2 separate regions of the Homo sapiens genome follow, and region 1 is linked to region 2. Evidence: read pairs that join two places in POLR2A ChIA-PET (ENCODE). Cell type or tissue: MCF 10A. All regions are shown on one strand.

Region 1 (8,000 bases), 110 kb after region 2:
CCCCCACCTTCCATACCCCACTTTCATACCCCCACCTTCATACCCCCACTTTCCATACCCCTACCTTCATTCCCCACCTTTTCATACCCCCACCTTCATACCCTACCTCTTTATACCCCCACCTTCATACCCACACCTTCATACCCCACCTTCATACCCCCAACTTTCATACCCCCACCTTCCATACCCCACCTTCAAACCCCCACTTTTGTACCCCCACCTTCATATCCCCACCTTTCATACCCCACCTCCATACTCCACCTTCATACCCCCACCTTCATACCGCACCTCTTCATACCCCACCTCTTCATACCCCCACCTTCATACCCTCACCTTCGTACCCCACCTCTTCATACCCCACCTCTTCATAACCCTACTTTCATACCCCCACCTTCATACCCTCACCTTCATACCCTCACCTTCATACCCCCACCTTCATACCCCACCTTCATACCCCCACCTTCACACTCCCACCTTCGTTCCCGACCTCTTCATACCCCCTCTTCATACCCCACCTTCATACCCCCACCTTCATTCCCCACCCCTTCATACCCCACCCCTTCATAATCCACCTCTTCATACCCCCCACCTTCGTACCCCCACCTTCCATACCCCACCTTCCTTACCCCCACTTTCATACCCCCACCTCTTCGTTTCATATCCCCACCTCTTTTTTTTTTTTTTTTTTTTTTTTTTTTTTTTTTTTTTTTGAGACGGAGTTTTGCTCTTGTTGCCCAGGCTGTAGTGCAGTGGTGCAATCTCGGCTCACAGCAACCTCTGCCTCCTGGGTTAAAGAGATGCTCCTGCCTCAGCCTTCCAAGTAGCTGGGATTACAGGCATATGCCACCATGCCCAGCTAATTTTGTATTTTTAGTAGAGATAGGGTTTCTCCAAGTTGGTCAGGCTGGTCTCAAACTCCCGACCTCAGGTGATCCACCCGCCTCGGCCTCCCAAAGTGCTGGGATTACAGGCGTGAGCCACTGCGCCCGGCCTCCCCCACCTCTTTGTGCTCCTCCTCTCACCACTCCTCAGCCTTTGGGTAAATTTGTGGAAAAAAAAAAAAAAAAAGCTGTCCTCTGGGCACATTCCTTAGCCTGCAGAAGGTGCCTCAGGCAGACAGAGCCAACCCAGGGTATAGTGCTTAACAGGCTGGGGGAACCCAGCTCTGGCCATGTTGTAGTTGTTCCTTGCTCTCTAGTCCTGACTTTGCACCATGCACAAAACTAAATTCCAGATGAATGAAAGGACTACAAATAAATAAATACATCATATATAAACAGGCAAAGCTGTATATACTGTATAAGTCTTAGCAGAAAATAAAGGAGACTTTATTACTTCAAGATGAGGAACTTCTTTCTAGGCAAGGGCCAATAAGCAATGGCCATATTGAAAACTTGGATAAATTTGATTCTATCATCATTAAAAGCTTAAGAAAATTTAAAAGGCAGAAAAACAATGAAAGAGATCATATGTGAAACATATCAGACAATGGATTCATATACACAACCAACTTATGCAACTTAATTTTAAAAAATCAAGAAACCACAAAATAGGCAACAGATGAATGAAAAGGCAATTCCTTGCAAGAGGAAATAGAAATAAACGATAAAAATATAATCAGGGCAAAGCAAATGAAAACAAAAATTATTTCTGCTCATCAGATTGGTCTGCTTAAATGTTTGATAATATCAATCATTGACAAGCAGCGTGGACACTTTCACAGATGGCAGGGGCAGTGCAGAAGGGCACAGCCACCCGGGGAGCAATGTGGCACCAGCTCAGAACCTGCTACATGCATAGGCTCCAGCATTTTCTCTGAGGTTTCACACAGTGCACAAGGGAACACACACACAGGTGACCATCACAGCCCTGCCTGTGATAGCAAAACTCTGGAAACAACTAAGCCTCTATCAAAATAGAATGGATATGTGGATTGTGGTATATCCCTATGGTGGAAAACCGTTCCCACTTACAACAAATGAACCAGGGCTTCGTGTATCAGTGTGGATAAACCTCATTACAATTTGTCGAGTGAAATTAGTAAGCCAGTACAATTCCTTTGGTTGGAGAAAACACAGATGATACCATTCAAGGATGATACACACAAAACTGATAACAGTGGTTACATCTGAGTAGGTGAAGGAGATTATGGGTGATGGTCAAGGGAGATTACTTTTAAGTACAATCATTTATTTTCTTTAATTAAAATATATTCATTTGTGACATTTGTAATTACAATTAAATATCAAAAATATAAATGCAAACACCCTTGGGAGGAGTAATACACAAAGTTAAAAGAAAAGAAGCAATGTTCTCCAAAGGTGTGCTTGCATCATTGTCCAGGTGCCCCTCTGCAAGTGAAGGGGAAAAGCCTCCATTACGTTTTTGTTTTCCAGGTGACAGTTCCTGGGGGCAAAGGTCATTTGAAAGTTTGGAGGAAGCTCATTATTTTCCAGACTAGTTTAGAAAAACCCCAACATGAGAGGTACCCACCACACCAGGAGGCTCCTCAGCCAAGCAGAAGCACATGGTCGAGGGAACTGTTTGGGTAATGCGGTTTTTTTAGGATCTGGAGGTAGATCTGATACCGCAGAGCTGATTCCCGGATTATAAATGCTTACCACACCTCAAGGCCAAGTTGATGCACTTGGGGAATGGAAATTCCATAGCTGGGAGCCAAGGACTTGACTTTTCCCACACCCTAAGTTTCAAGTCTTCAACATATCAGCAACACATCCCTTTTCAAACCACTGATAACATTCCTGAATGAGACTTGGAATTTGAAGAGCGCTGTATCAGGACTTGTGCTATAAGCACTTTCTTATTTGACTTTTACTTGACCTTCAAGAGAATTTTTCTCCTTTTATCTAACCCTAAAAGAAAGAAAACAAGACTTGGGGTTCCTCCCTTTTCCCTCCTCCCTGCAGCTTCCTATGCATGCAAAGAAGCATACAACAACTTTTCTCTCTATTAGGGGAAATTCAGCGCCTAGTGGGCAAATCTCTAGGTTAGAGGCTTCTGAGCAGACAGGCAGGAGGAGATTGGACTCCGCGGACATTGTTTCTTTGTAGTCCCAGGTCTCTGCTGCTGGTGATTAAATGGCCTCTTTCCAGGAGGGGAGGTACATGAATCCATTTTAAGTGTCTTTTAGTATCAGCTCTCTGGTTAATAACAATTGCCATTAATATAAAGAGATAATTTGTTACTTATTTATTTTAAGAGATGGGGTCTCACTCTGTTACCTAGGCTGGAGTGCAGTGGCACCGTCATGGCTCACTGCAGCCTTGAACTCCTGGGCTCAAGTGAGCCACCTTCCTCAGCCTCCTGAGTAGCTGGGACTACAAGGCACATGCCACCATGCCTGGGTAATTTTTTTTTTCTTTTTGGAGATGGAGTCTCACTCTGTTGCCCAGGCTAGAGTGCAGTGGCGTGATCTTGGCTCACTGCAACCTCTGTCTCCCAGGTTCAAGTAATTCTCTTGCCTCAGCCTCCTGAGTAGCTGGGACTACAGGTGCATGCCGCCATGCCCAACTAATTTTTTGTATTTTAGTAGAGACGGGGTTCCACTGTGTTGCCCAGGCTGGTCTGAAACTCCTGAGTTCAGGCAATCTGCCCACCTTGGCCTCCAAAAGTGCTAAGATTACAAGCGTGAGCCACCACGCCCAGCCAATTTTTTACTTTTTTGTAGAGCCAAGGTCTCTCTATGTTGCTTAGGCTGGTCTCAAACTCCTGGGCTCAAGTGATCCTCCTGCCTCAGACTCCCACAGCACTGGGATTATAGGGGTAGGCTACTGCTCCCGGCCAAGAGATCATTTAAATAGGAAGAGGATTAGAGAGTATTTAGGTGCCTATTGAAGTGTTTTGTTTTGTTTTTGAGATGGAGTCTCACTCTGTAGCCCAGGCTGGAGTGCAGTGGTATGACCTCGGCTCACTGCAACCTCCACCACCTGGGTTCAAGTGATTCTCCTGCCTCCGCCTTCGGAGTAGCTGGGACTATAGGTGCACACCACCATGCCCGGCTAATTTTTGTATTTTTAGTAGAGACAGGGTTTCACCATGTTGGCCAGGCTGGTTTCGAACTCCTGACTTCAGGTCATCTGCCCACCTCAGCCTCCCAAAATGTTGGGATTACAGGCGTGAGCCACTGTGCCCGACCTGTTGCAGTGTTTTAATCTCATTGTCCTTTTTATTCCTCCAATGACCTTCCCTTGACATCATCAGCCCTAGCTTTGGGGATTTAAGGATGAGGGCACCCAAATGGGTCGCCCAAGGCGACCCAGCCAACCGGGGCCCGAGACAGGATTTGAAGACAGATTTTTCTGAGCCAAAAGCTGGTATGCCTACCCCTACTCCCAGCTGTCAGGTCACCAGTCAGAGCTTCAGGCCACACCGCCTCGAAATTGCACAAGTTGCTGCCTGAAGAATGGCCCCTTGGATGAGGTCCCCGCCTACTGAGAAATTATGCAGAATGATTACAAAATGGTACAAATTACTGTAGACTCCTGCACCAGACTGGAACTCAGCAGGCCCAGCCTTGCCCAGGCCCAGCCCTGGGTGTGACCTCAAAGGGCTGGGAAAGAACTTGGGCCTTCTCCAGTTATTCTCTTGCCCTTGGCCAGGATGCCAGCTCTTATGCAGGAGCACTCAGGTGAACACCTCAGGCTTCTCAAGGTGTGTTATGCACGAATGCAGGACGAGGGAGTGGACCCAACCCCTGACCTGCCTTCCTCTCCCTCTTGTGGTCACCAGCACCCCCTCTTCTTCCCTGGAAGTCCCCAGCCAGGCCAGCAGCCCACTCTCTCCCAGCTTCTAAAGGCAACACATCACCCCTCTGTCCTGCTGTACATGCCTGCAGGGAAAAACAAACACAGGCAATGCCCCGGCAAGACCTCCGTTGAGGTCTGCTGTGCTGTATAAGGATAGGTGGCTATCCCTTGGGTTGGGGTCTTTGTCACTGCTTGTGGGATTTTCTGGGAATGATGCAGCTGTGCTGGGTGTTTGATGTAAGAACCATGGTCTCACCAACTTTGTGCCTTGTCAGCCTTGTCCTATCTGACCCTCTGGCTGCACTGAATCACAGGTGGCTCTGCCACCACTTTCCCAGGTGTCCACAGACGAGCAGGGGTGTAGTGAGCAGCACTCACTCACCAGCTTTGCAGATGTTTAGACAGCCCCTCCCCATGCTTGCAGGAATTCTGCACAGGTACAGGGATGTGTTAGAGGCTGGGATTGTGTAAGTGGGTCTGGAGAAACTTCAGTTAGTAGCACCAGTTTTTTGTGTTTTTGTTTTTGGGTTTTGTTTGTTTGTTTGTTTGTTTGTTTTGGTCTGGTTTGAGACAGAGTCTCGCTCTGTCACCCAGGCTGGAGTGCAGTGGCTCAATCTGGGCTCACTGCAACCTCTGCCTCCCGGGTTCAAGCGATTCTCCTCCCTCAGCCTCCCAAGTAGCTGGAATTATAGGCACATGCCACCATACCCAGCGAATTTTTGCATTTTTAGTAGAGATGGGATTTTATCATGTTGGCGAGGCTGGTTTCAAACTCCTGACCTCAAGTGAACCGCCCACCTCAGCCTCCGGAAGTGCTGGGATTACAGGCATGAGCCACCACACTGGGCCTGTAGCACCAACTGCTATTGGCTTTGTCATGGGAAAGCTGACATTAAAACTGGCCTCCTTTGTTGGGTGACAAGTTATTTCTGCCCTCAAAGAAGGAAATTTTGAAGAAGCAAGTGTAAGGGATGAGATTGAAAGTCTGTGAGAATTAGAAACAAACAAATAAATCAACACAAACTTGTCCAAAAACAACTTCAAAAAAACACCCAAAATCCCTTCAGTGGGACAAAATCCAACCGTCAGAGGGGAGGAAGTGTTTTGTGATGCTAACTGCTGCTGGCGGAGGGCCCAGTGGGTATATACACATGATTCTGAGAGGCAGGACTGGCCCTGGAACACTAAACTCTGGTCCATTTGTGAGATTAAATCCCTCTGCACTCTGGGACAAGTGAGTCAGGACTGAATGGAAGGGGAGGGAAAAGTTGCTGGGGGCTGGGGCTGGGGGGGATGCGAGGGACCAAAAAAAAGTCCCCACATCCAGCAGGGAAGGGTCCACAGCGATCCAGCCAAGTGCAACCTCTGTGCTTGTCCACCCTCGTGCCTTGGGGTCATGGTGCCTTCCTCTGCACTAGAGATAGGTGGCATGGCAATGGTGCCTTCCTCTGCACTAGAGATAGGTGGCATGGCATGATTGGTGACTTGGCATGGGAGTGCCGCTAAGTGACAGCCACAGACACCGTCAGCTTCTTGTGTGTGGCCAGATGTAGAGAAGGAATTGAGGAGGAAACTTGGAGGTCTGGAGATCCAGCCAACAGCATCGGCAAGAGCGGTACCCAGACAAAAACAGCCTGGCTGAAGGGAATCAACTGATGCCCATTCTGATGAGAATCAAGGCCATTTGGGGTTTTTATGTTCAAATCAGTATGATGGTTGTGAAGGTAACCAAAGTGTGGAGAGGGAAATGTACCCAGTGACGGGGCTTCCTGCTGGGGTGGGAGTCCTCTCTTTGAGGTTTGCCAGAGGCTGTGGCCGGCCCTCCCTCACAAGGCCTTCTGCTTCTGATAGGTGTGTGGCTCTCCTGTTTGGGGCCACAGCCACGGTCCAGAATGAAGCAGGGCCTAGTCCCAGGGTGGTGGGGCTTCAGCAGACGTACCCAAACTCCCCTCAACCCCTTCCTTGCTTCTACCTTTTTAGTCCCTTCACTCCTTCCATTTTCATACACACCACCCTTTCTTTTTCTTGTTTTCCTAAAATTTTGTTTACAAAGTACTTTAAGCATACAGAAAACCACACACCATATTAAAATACCCATCACTCAGCACTGTCAAATGTCATCATTTCGCCATTTCATTTTAAGAAATAAAATCTTTCCAGGCACGGTGGTGCCTATCTGCAATCCCAGAGCTTTGGGAGACCAAGGTGGGAGGATTGCTTGAGGCCAGGAGTTCAAGACCAGCCTGCACAACATGGTGAGAAAGTGTCTCTACAAAATAAATACATAAATAAAATCTCACACGTGACCGAGCCCATTGACCTGTGAACACTTTCATCCATTTCTCCTGTCTAGAGGTAACCACTATCCTGGATTAGGATTATAACCCCATACATATTAGGATAGCCTTTGTGTCTATGTGTGTATCTATAAACATACAGTACAGTTTTGCATGCATTTATAATTTTAATAATATAACATGTAACAGTATTTTATTTTTAAAAAAACTTTTTATAGAGACGATCTCACTATGTTGTCCAGGCTGGTCTCCAACTCCTGGCCTCAAGCAGTTCTCCCACCTTGGCCTCCCAAAATGCTGAGATTACAGGCATGAGCTACCACATCTGGCCTAATAATATATTTTAAAACCTAACATAGACGAAATAGTATTCTTTCAACATGTTATCAATATAAACATTATATGGATACATTTTATTTGTTAATTTGTTATGTCATAGTTGTACATATTTTGGGGTGTACAGGTGATATTTTAATATGCAATATGTAATGAGCAAATCAGGGTAACTGGGATATCCATCCATGTATCTTTTTCCTTGTGTTGGGAACGTTTGCATGGTTTTAAACTTCACATGCTGTATATAATGCTTCTCGATTTGCCTTTTTTTTTTTTTTTTCTGCTTTCAAAAAAAGCCTTTTGGGCTTTTATGTTTATACATGTGTTCATACATACAGTTCTGGTTCATTAATTTTTAACTGCTATGTAGCATTTTATACTCAATTAATGTATCCATTCTCCTCTTAATGAACCCTTAGGTGTTCTCACAAATAATGGTGCAACAAATATTCTTGCAAAGGTATCTTTGGGCCCACGTGCAAGTTTAGTCTCTAAAGTACACATATAGGTTTGTGTATCTTTAACCCTACAAGATGTTGCCAAATTGCTTTCCAAAGTAGCTCTGGGGGTAATATTCCTCCAGCAGTGTAAGAGGTGCCAT
Region 2 (8,000 bases):
CAGTAACTTCCTGGCACTTCTGGCCACCCATGCGTGATTCAAGTATGCTCCTGTCACCAGAGAGACTTCAGGAAGAGACTCACGGGTACCTGCAGTGGGAAACCCTTGGCATGGATGGGAACAGTGGGTGTGGAGGGGACAAGGGAGGCACCATGAGCATCCATCACAGGGTGCTTAAGAGATTTTGAGGCAAGGAACTAATTTGTAGCTTTTAAAACTGAACGCAGAAACTGTATGCCTACAAGGTCTTTGGTCTGAATGGAGAAATGAGATCTTTTCGTTCATGGCTATTTGAGTTACTTAAATTTGGACACAATCATACAGCGAACCATTATAACCACTAAAAAATGAGGGCCATCTCCTGTGCTAATATGAAACTCTCTTTGAGTTATAGTTTTGAGTAGAAAAAAGCACAGTACAAACAATATTTAGAATATGCTCCCATTTTAAAAAAAAAAAGCTTTGTTTGGGTATAATTTAAATACCACAAAATTTACCTATTTTAAGTGTACCAGTGTAGTGTTTTAGTAAATTTATACAGCTTTCCAGAAACTTTACATAAGTGGAACTATACCATATATGGTCTTTTGTGCCTGACTACTCCCACTCAACATAGTGTTATTAAAGTCATCCACGTTGTAGCAGGTATCAATAGCTTGTTCTTTTTTTTTACCACTGAATAGTATTTCATTGCATGGATTTATCACACTTTGTTTATCCATTCTACATTTGGACTGTTTTTAATTTTATTGTTATAAATCATGCTATTGTGAACACCCACATACAAGTCTTTATGTAGACACATATTTTCACTTCTCTTGAGTAAATACCTATGAGTGGAATTTCTGGGTGATGTGTTAAGTTTATGTTTATTTCTTTAAGAAACTACCCAACTGTTTTCCGAAGAGACTGTACCATTTTATGTTCCCATCAACTATGTATGGTGCTTCCAGTTCTCTGAGTCCTCATTGACAGTTGGTAATATCACTCTTTTCTATTTCAGCCATTCTGATAGATGTGTTGTGGCATCTTATTGTGGTTTTAGCCTTTCCCTACAGACTAATGATGTTAAGCATCTTTTCATGTGCTCATTTGCCATTTGCATAGCTTCTTTGATAAAATGTCTGTTCAAATCTTTTGCTTATTTTGTGTTGGGTTGTTTTTCTCCTTCCTGAGTAGTAAGGGTTTGGATAATTGCAATTATTTTCTGTAAGTTCAAAATTATTTCCAAATAAAAAGTTAAAAAAGCAATTCTAGCTCCCATCACACTGCAGCACCCCCCCATTCAGAATGGCATACTTGGGAATTGTTTCATAGCGTGGGCATCCTCACTGAAAGAATCAAAAGGAAGAGCAAGATCAGACTTTCAATCTTTTGTTAAAAATAGTCATTGTCTGGTAATAATACTCCCTGGATTACTTTTTGTCTGTGAATAGGAAGTTGGTGGTTAAAATGTCCAGATGTTGGGTAAAGAAAGACATGAGAGTACTCATGATTATCTTCCTTTCTTTGGTTACTGCAGAAGTTACTCAGCTTCCTCAGCATTGTCCCTTTGGGTCTGATCAAGAGTCACTTGCTTTGTATCCACCTAACAGTGCAGGGTCAGATTCTGAGAATGGAGGAATTGAGGGGAGCTATTCATTCACCACCCCTGCAGGAAGAACACAGGCACTAGTAAGCTCAGCAATAGACTTCCCCACTCTAATCCACTCCACAGTGGCCTCTCGGACAGTCAGCCCCATTTGTGGGGTCACCATTCTTTCCCTTGCCCCCAGATCACTACTTCTCTCTAGTTCTCATATAATGAATCAACTGCGTGCCTGCAGCTAATTGACTGAGTTCAAATTAATGGGCTAATCGGCCAATAGCAGAGGAAATCAAGAAATATGAGGTGGAAAAGAAAGAAGTTCCCATCCATTTGCCATATCATGACTTTAGGTCAGTTGGCTTGTACTTCATGGCTTCTTTCAATTCTTCAAATATTTAGTGAGCATCAACTATTCATTCATTCTTTCATGGACACCGAATACGTACCAGATACTATGTGAGGCTAGTGGGGCTTAGTAGTGAACAAAAGAGGCAGAGTACTTTCTCCTAAGAGGCTTCCATTCGAGTGGGAGAAATAGATTATAACAATTGGGCAAATGAATACGTAATACATGTCAGGTTATAATAGGAATTACAAAATGAAGTAAAACACAATAAAAAAGTAGAGACAGGTGCATAAAAATTCTGGAAGGATGTACTCCAAATGATTAATAAATAGACCTGTAGCTTTTAAAATTTATGTCTTCTAAATGTTCTGTAACAAACATGTATTTTTTAAAAAAATGAAAAGTTATTTTAAATATATAAAAAGCACTGGGTTTGAATGTCCCACATGATTAATTGTGTCACCTGTTGTATCATAATTTTATTACCAAAAATACTGAAAAAAGTTCAACTGGAAAATAATACATAGTCTTTATTATCTGGGGTGTGGTTTCAACATATTTTAGGAATCTTGATATCTGGAAATATAAATAAATTATAGAAAACTAGACATGTTTATAAAATGCCTTCCAGATGGGTAATTTGAAATGATGAATAATCTCTTCCGGTCTTGGTAAACAGCAAAATGTGCTAAATAGGTCAGAATAGAAAAATAGTCGTATCACGTGCAAGAAACAGAGAACAAAGCATTGGAGCCCAAAATGCTATTTCTAATGCTGCTTTGTTTTGTTATGTTCTTACTGGCAAATGAAGGGCAAATGTGTGTTTACGAGGTCACACAATAAAATATAAAGTGAAAATTTCAGTCATTTGGTTAGCTTGGCCCAAGGAGACTATCAGGCTTGGAAAAATCAGACAAAAATAAATCATGTTAAGTAAGGTCCAATCCAGCCGCTTGCCTGGGGCTCAGCTCCCTGGGGTGTTTGGACCCATGTTTGGTAGGTGGACGTGAGGTCGCGGTGCACACTTGCCCTTTCCCCTCCTCCCACCCCCTCCCCAGTGCTTCCACAAGTCTGACTCTGCCTTGTCACTGATTGACTTTGCCTTCCAAAATGAGATGACATGTTTATTGTCTAACATCATCACTGATTACGACAACAATCACTCACAACAACTGGTGTGGTCACACAACATCTCACCCCAGATGTCCACCTAAATCCTCCACCTCTCATGTGATTAAAGTCATTCAATCTCTGGTCTATAGTAATTTTATATTTTATATTTTGGAGACAGGGTTTTGCCCTTTCATCCAGGCTGGAGTGCAGTGGCACAATCAGACCGCACTGGAACTCCTGGAACTCAAGCATCCTCCCACCTTAGGCTCACAAGTAGCTGGGATTACAGGTGCATGCCATCATACCCAGCTAATTTTTTTTTTTTGTAGAGACATGGTCTTCATATGTTGCCCAGTCTGGCTTTGAACTCCTGGCCTCAAGTGATCCGCCCACCTCAGCCTCCCAAAAAGTATCAGGATTACAGGTGTGAGCCATCATGCCTGGCCCTGGTCTACACTGATTTTAAAATCCACTTGGCCATTTCTGGTGTTAGAATAAACCAAATCCTATCCAAATATTAATTTAATTTTATGTTTTATAAGCTTGATCATGTAATATTTATCCATTTAAGCACCAACAAAGAAACTCAAATTTGTATCTGTGTGGATTATTAACTGGCTCTGAGCTCTATGGCTTTCTGCAGTATTTCCAGCAGGTTTCAAAGTGATCAGTCCTAATAACTCTGAGGTTTGCATTTTGTTTATTTATTTTTTAAATTGCTTGTTGAGTCTAACAACAATGAATCCAACTTGCACTTTCTTATTTTGTGTTCCTAGGTAATTCATTATTGAGAAAGCAATTTATGCTAGTTAAGAGAAGGCCTATAATGAGGCAAGAATTCTGCTTACAAAGGTAAAGTAATTTAAGCAAAAGCTAAAATTTAAAAGTTCGATAGTAGTCAATAAAAATTAAAGAAGTTATACATAGGAATCTTTGAAATTATGTCTAAAGCAATACATTGGCTCCCTTTTTCTTATAACAAAAACCAAGTTCACTGAAAGTAATTTATTTCTTTTTATGGAACTACATTGTGCATTATATGAGTTCAATCTTGCCATCAATAGATTTCTTAGGCTTTGTTTTGAAAAGTTGCTTTTCTTTTTCTTCTTTGGACTTTTCAAAAGCAGAAGTTTCCCTGACATGCTCGGTGTGGTATTTGCTGATGCGTGCATGTGTGTGGTTTTAATTTTTAGGTTTGTTTCCCCTCAACCTTTTCTTTGAGTTAATGTGAATCACAGCTGTATTTTTCATTCCTGAGCACTGTGATTCATTGCCGTTGACTTCCTCTGGAGCCCGCTACACCACAGAGTCCTGTGGGAAACTGATTAGTCACTGCTGAGCAAGGTACCTTGCAAGCCATGGTCAGCATCGGCTCAAACAACTGTCTTTGGGCAACGATGAAAGTTGTTGTAGCATCTTCCTTTGGGAAAGTAAGAAAGCTTCCCTTTAGGGGTTCATATAGTTTGTAGCAATCCATGGATTCATCTTGATAACATACGGGAAAATTTGATGTTGAAAAAGATAAACGTCTTCTTTGGTTAAGAAGATTTTGGGTCACACTTCTGCCTTCAAGAAACAGACATTGATCACAGCCCCTTGCCAGTGGCATATAAATAGTATTTGTGGATAGCTTGAACCTTACTATATTGGTGCAGCTTTGAAAAACTTGGAACAGATTCATTTATCTCAAACATACTTTTATCTAACTTCCTTGAGTCTAATTTTAGAAATTTTCAAGCCAAGGGATTTTTCTTTATAAGCTAGACTTACAAAGAATTCCTAAAGTCATGCCTTAACAGTAATCAATTATTCTCCATAAGTTTCCACTTGCAGTTAGCATTGCTGATTAACAGTTTGTGATCACCTATTCTAAGGGTGGAGAGGCGACCCTACCTCCATTTGATATCACCTAACCTGAAGGGGCTTTGGCGGCTATGTCTGTGATAATGAGAACTCGAATTTTCCTGTTCAGAGTAAAGGCTCTATAAGTTTAAGGAATTGGAGCAGTTTAAGAGCAGGGACAAATGGTTAACCAGTTAAATAAGCCAAACAAGGTGTCAGAAGATCAAATTCTGGTTTGATCCTTGGGTAGCCTTGGGAAAGAATTTTTGCCTTGCTAGGCCTCGGGCTTTTTACGTGTCTGTTAGCATGGAGAGCTTGAGGTGGAAATGCAAACAGAAAACAGTGCACCCGGGTAGAAGTTGCATGTGGTTGCCTTGCAGTTAGAACTGGGTCACACAAACAAAAAGCCTGATCAAATATTTCCTGAACATATAGGAAGTATAATTCCTTAACCTCTGCATAAAAGAGGATTGCCAGCCATATTCTGTTGAGACAAGAGGACATTGATACAATTCCTGATGCATCTGAATAACTGAAAGAAGATTTAGAAAATTTGCAAATTTCAGGATGAATAAGAGAAAAGTAAATAAAAACTAAAAACAAGACAATATTAAGTTGTTCAAGAGAGGAACATTTATCATAATATACTGTGTATTTCAGTGATGAATACAATATTGGCATGATTGCAATATAATCATGTAGAGAAAATGGAGACATAGTCATATAGAGAATGTGGAGACAAGAAGTGTGTACATTTGCTAGAGCTGGGATGGGGGTGGAGGTGGTAGAGTTCAATCCTTGCCTTCCATAATGGGGAATCAACAGTCTAAAACTGAAAATTCCAGAAGTTGCAACACGTGTGTTATTACTTGGAAGTAAATACCAACTGGGTTGGTCCATTCCGGCTGCTCTAACAAAATACCTTAAACTGAGTAATTTATAAACAATAGAAATGTACTGCTCACAGTTCCGGAGCCCGGAAATCCTGAGTTCAAGGTGCTAGCTGACTCAGTCCCTGGGGAAGGCTCACCCTTTCCTTCAAAGATGAAGGTTTCTAGCTGTGTCCTCACTTGGCAGACGGGGCAAACAAGCTCACTCAGGCCTCTTTTATAAGGGCAGTAATCCCATTCATGAGAGCTTCACTCAAGACCTAATCACCTCCTAAAGGCCCTACCTCTTAATACTATTGCAATGGGGATTCGGTTTCAATGTATAAATTTGGGGGCGGGGGGCACAAACATTTAGATTATAGCACCAACACAATTAGCTAAAAAGATTGAAAGTGGTTGACTCTAAGGAGAGGGAAGTGGGGAGAAATGCTTTTTATGTGAATAATATTTATGGATCTATTTGACTTTTTGTATAATTTTGATGAAACTAAAGACTGAAAAAGTCATAAGAATTTTTTTAAATAAAATCAATGAATCAAAAAGAAAGACACTGATGCCCACTGAGGTTCAATAACTTGTCTAGGGTTCACCACTGACAATGGGGCAAAGCCAAGATTCAAAAGCTCTCAGTTCAGCTCTAGAGCCTGAGCACTCCATCACTATTGAATATCGCCTCTCCAAAAAACATTAAATATACTCATCATCATTCATCATTCAATATCAAAAAATGTGAATTAAAATAACGGTGAAGTATAGTCATGCATCCCTTAACGATGGGGTACATTCTGAGAAATGCATCATTTGGCAATTTTGCCATTGTGCAAATGTTGTAGAGTGCACTTACACAAAAATGGTAGAGCCCACTACACAGGTAGGCTATATGGTATAGTCTCTTGCTTCTGAGTTACAAACCTGTGCAGCATGTACTGTACTGAATACCATCAGGCAATTGTAACATAAAAATAAGTACTAAACATATTTAACATAGAAAATGTACAGTAAAAATATGGTATAAAAGATTTTTTTTTAAATAGTACACCTGTATAGTGCAGCTCCATTATAATCTTATGGCACCACCATTGTATATACAGTCCATCATTAACTGAAATGTCATTGTACAAGGCACAACTGTATTATATTGTACTTTTCAGATGAGCAAAAATGTAAACAATTGTTAATGTTCATGGTTGGCAAGAGTGTGAAGTCATGGGGATCCTTGCATCACAAGTTCTTAAAAACTGCACATGCCTTGCCCTAGTAATTCACTTTATAGAACTTAATTTAAGAAAATAGATGGGCATGCCCAGCACTTTGGGAAGCCAAGGTGGGCGGATCACAAGGTCAGGAGTTTGAGACCAGTCTGACCAACATGGTGAAACCCTGTCTTTACTAAAAATACAAAAATTAGTCGGGCATGGTGGTGCATGCCTGTAATACCAGCTACTTGGGAGGCTGAGGCGGGAGAATTGCTTGAACCCGGAAGGCAGAAGTTGCAGTAAGCCGAGATGGCTCCATAGCACTCCAGCCTGGGCGACAGAGCGAGACTCCGTATCAAAAAAAAAAAAGAAAGAAAGAGAAAAAAAAAAAGAAAGTAACTGGGCATGGATTAAAAGATATTTGAAAAAAAGGCTGCAACATTGTTTAAAATATCAAAAACAGCAAAAATTAAAAGTAACCGAAACATTCATCAGTTGGTTAAATGTATTACTATATGCATTTCACAGGTGTGAAAGGGATGAGGTGGATATATTTGTGTTAACATGAAAAGATGTCCATGTTATATTATCAAATGTAAAATGTACATCTCAGGACAGTATGTGCAATATGATCCCTTCATGTAAAAATGTGTGTGCATGTGCACGTGGGCATACATATAGGGTCCGGAAGGACAGATCTTTAATGGTTGATGACATTTATTTCTAGGTGGGAAAGGATTAGAAGGTGTCTTAGCTCAGGCTGCCGTAACAAAATACCATAGGCTGGGTGGCTTAAACAACAGAAATGTATGTCCTGTCGTTCTGAAGGCTGAGAAGTCCAAGGTCCAGGTGCCAGCATGGTCAGGCTCTGATGAGGGCCCACTTCCTGGCTTGCAGATAGTCACCTTCTCACACAGCAGAGAGAAGAAGAACCAGCAAGCTCTCTGGTGTCTCTTCTTTGAGGGCACTAATCCCATCACAAGCACCCCACCCTCATGACCTCATCTAAACCTAATTACCTCCCA

Evidence for each region. Peaks named below come from ENCODE experiments on the same cell type or tissue, not always from the same donor. Only the 100,000 strongest peaks of a DNase experiment are listed, where the experiment ranks them.
Region 1: POLR2A ChIA-PET joins it to region 2 with 17 read pairs; 5 of 35 experiments call an interaction of 5 or more read pairs at or near these places.

Annotation. Positions count from the first base shown.
Region 1 is chr20:19,924,047-19,932,046 of GRCh38, forward strand. All of the region lies in intron 3 of RIN2 (Ras and Rab interactor 2), which reads left to right. Among named protein-coding and RNA genes, the nearest start is that of NAA20, 89 kb to the right of the region's middle. In MCF 10A, no CTCF peak of the experiment used is centred here; a DNase peak (open chromatin) is centred at 4,535.
Region 2 is chr20:19,811,400-19,819,399 of GRCh38, forward strand. The region is part of intron 2 of RIN2 (Ras and Rab interactor 2); the gene reads left to right. Among named protein-coding and RNA genes, the nearest start is that of RIN2, 57 kb to the left of the region's middle. In MCF 10A, no CTCF peak of the experiment used is centred here; DNase peaks (open chromatin) are centred at 4,352 and 5,832.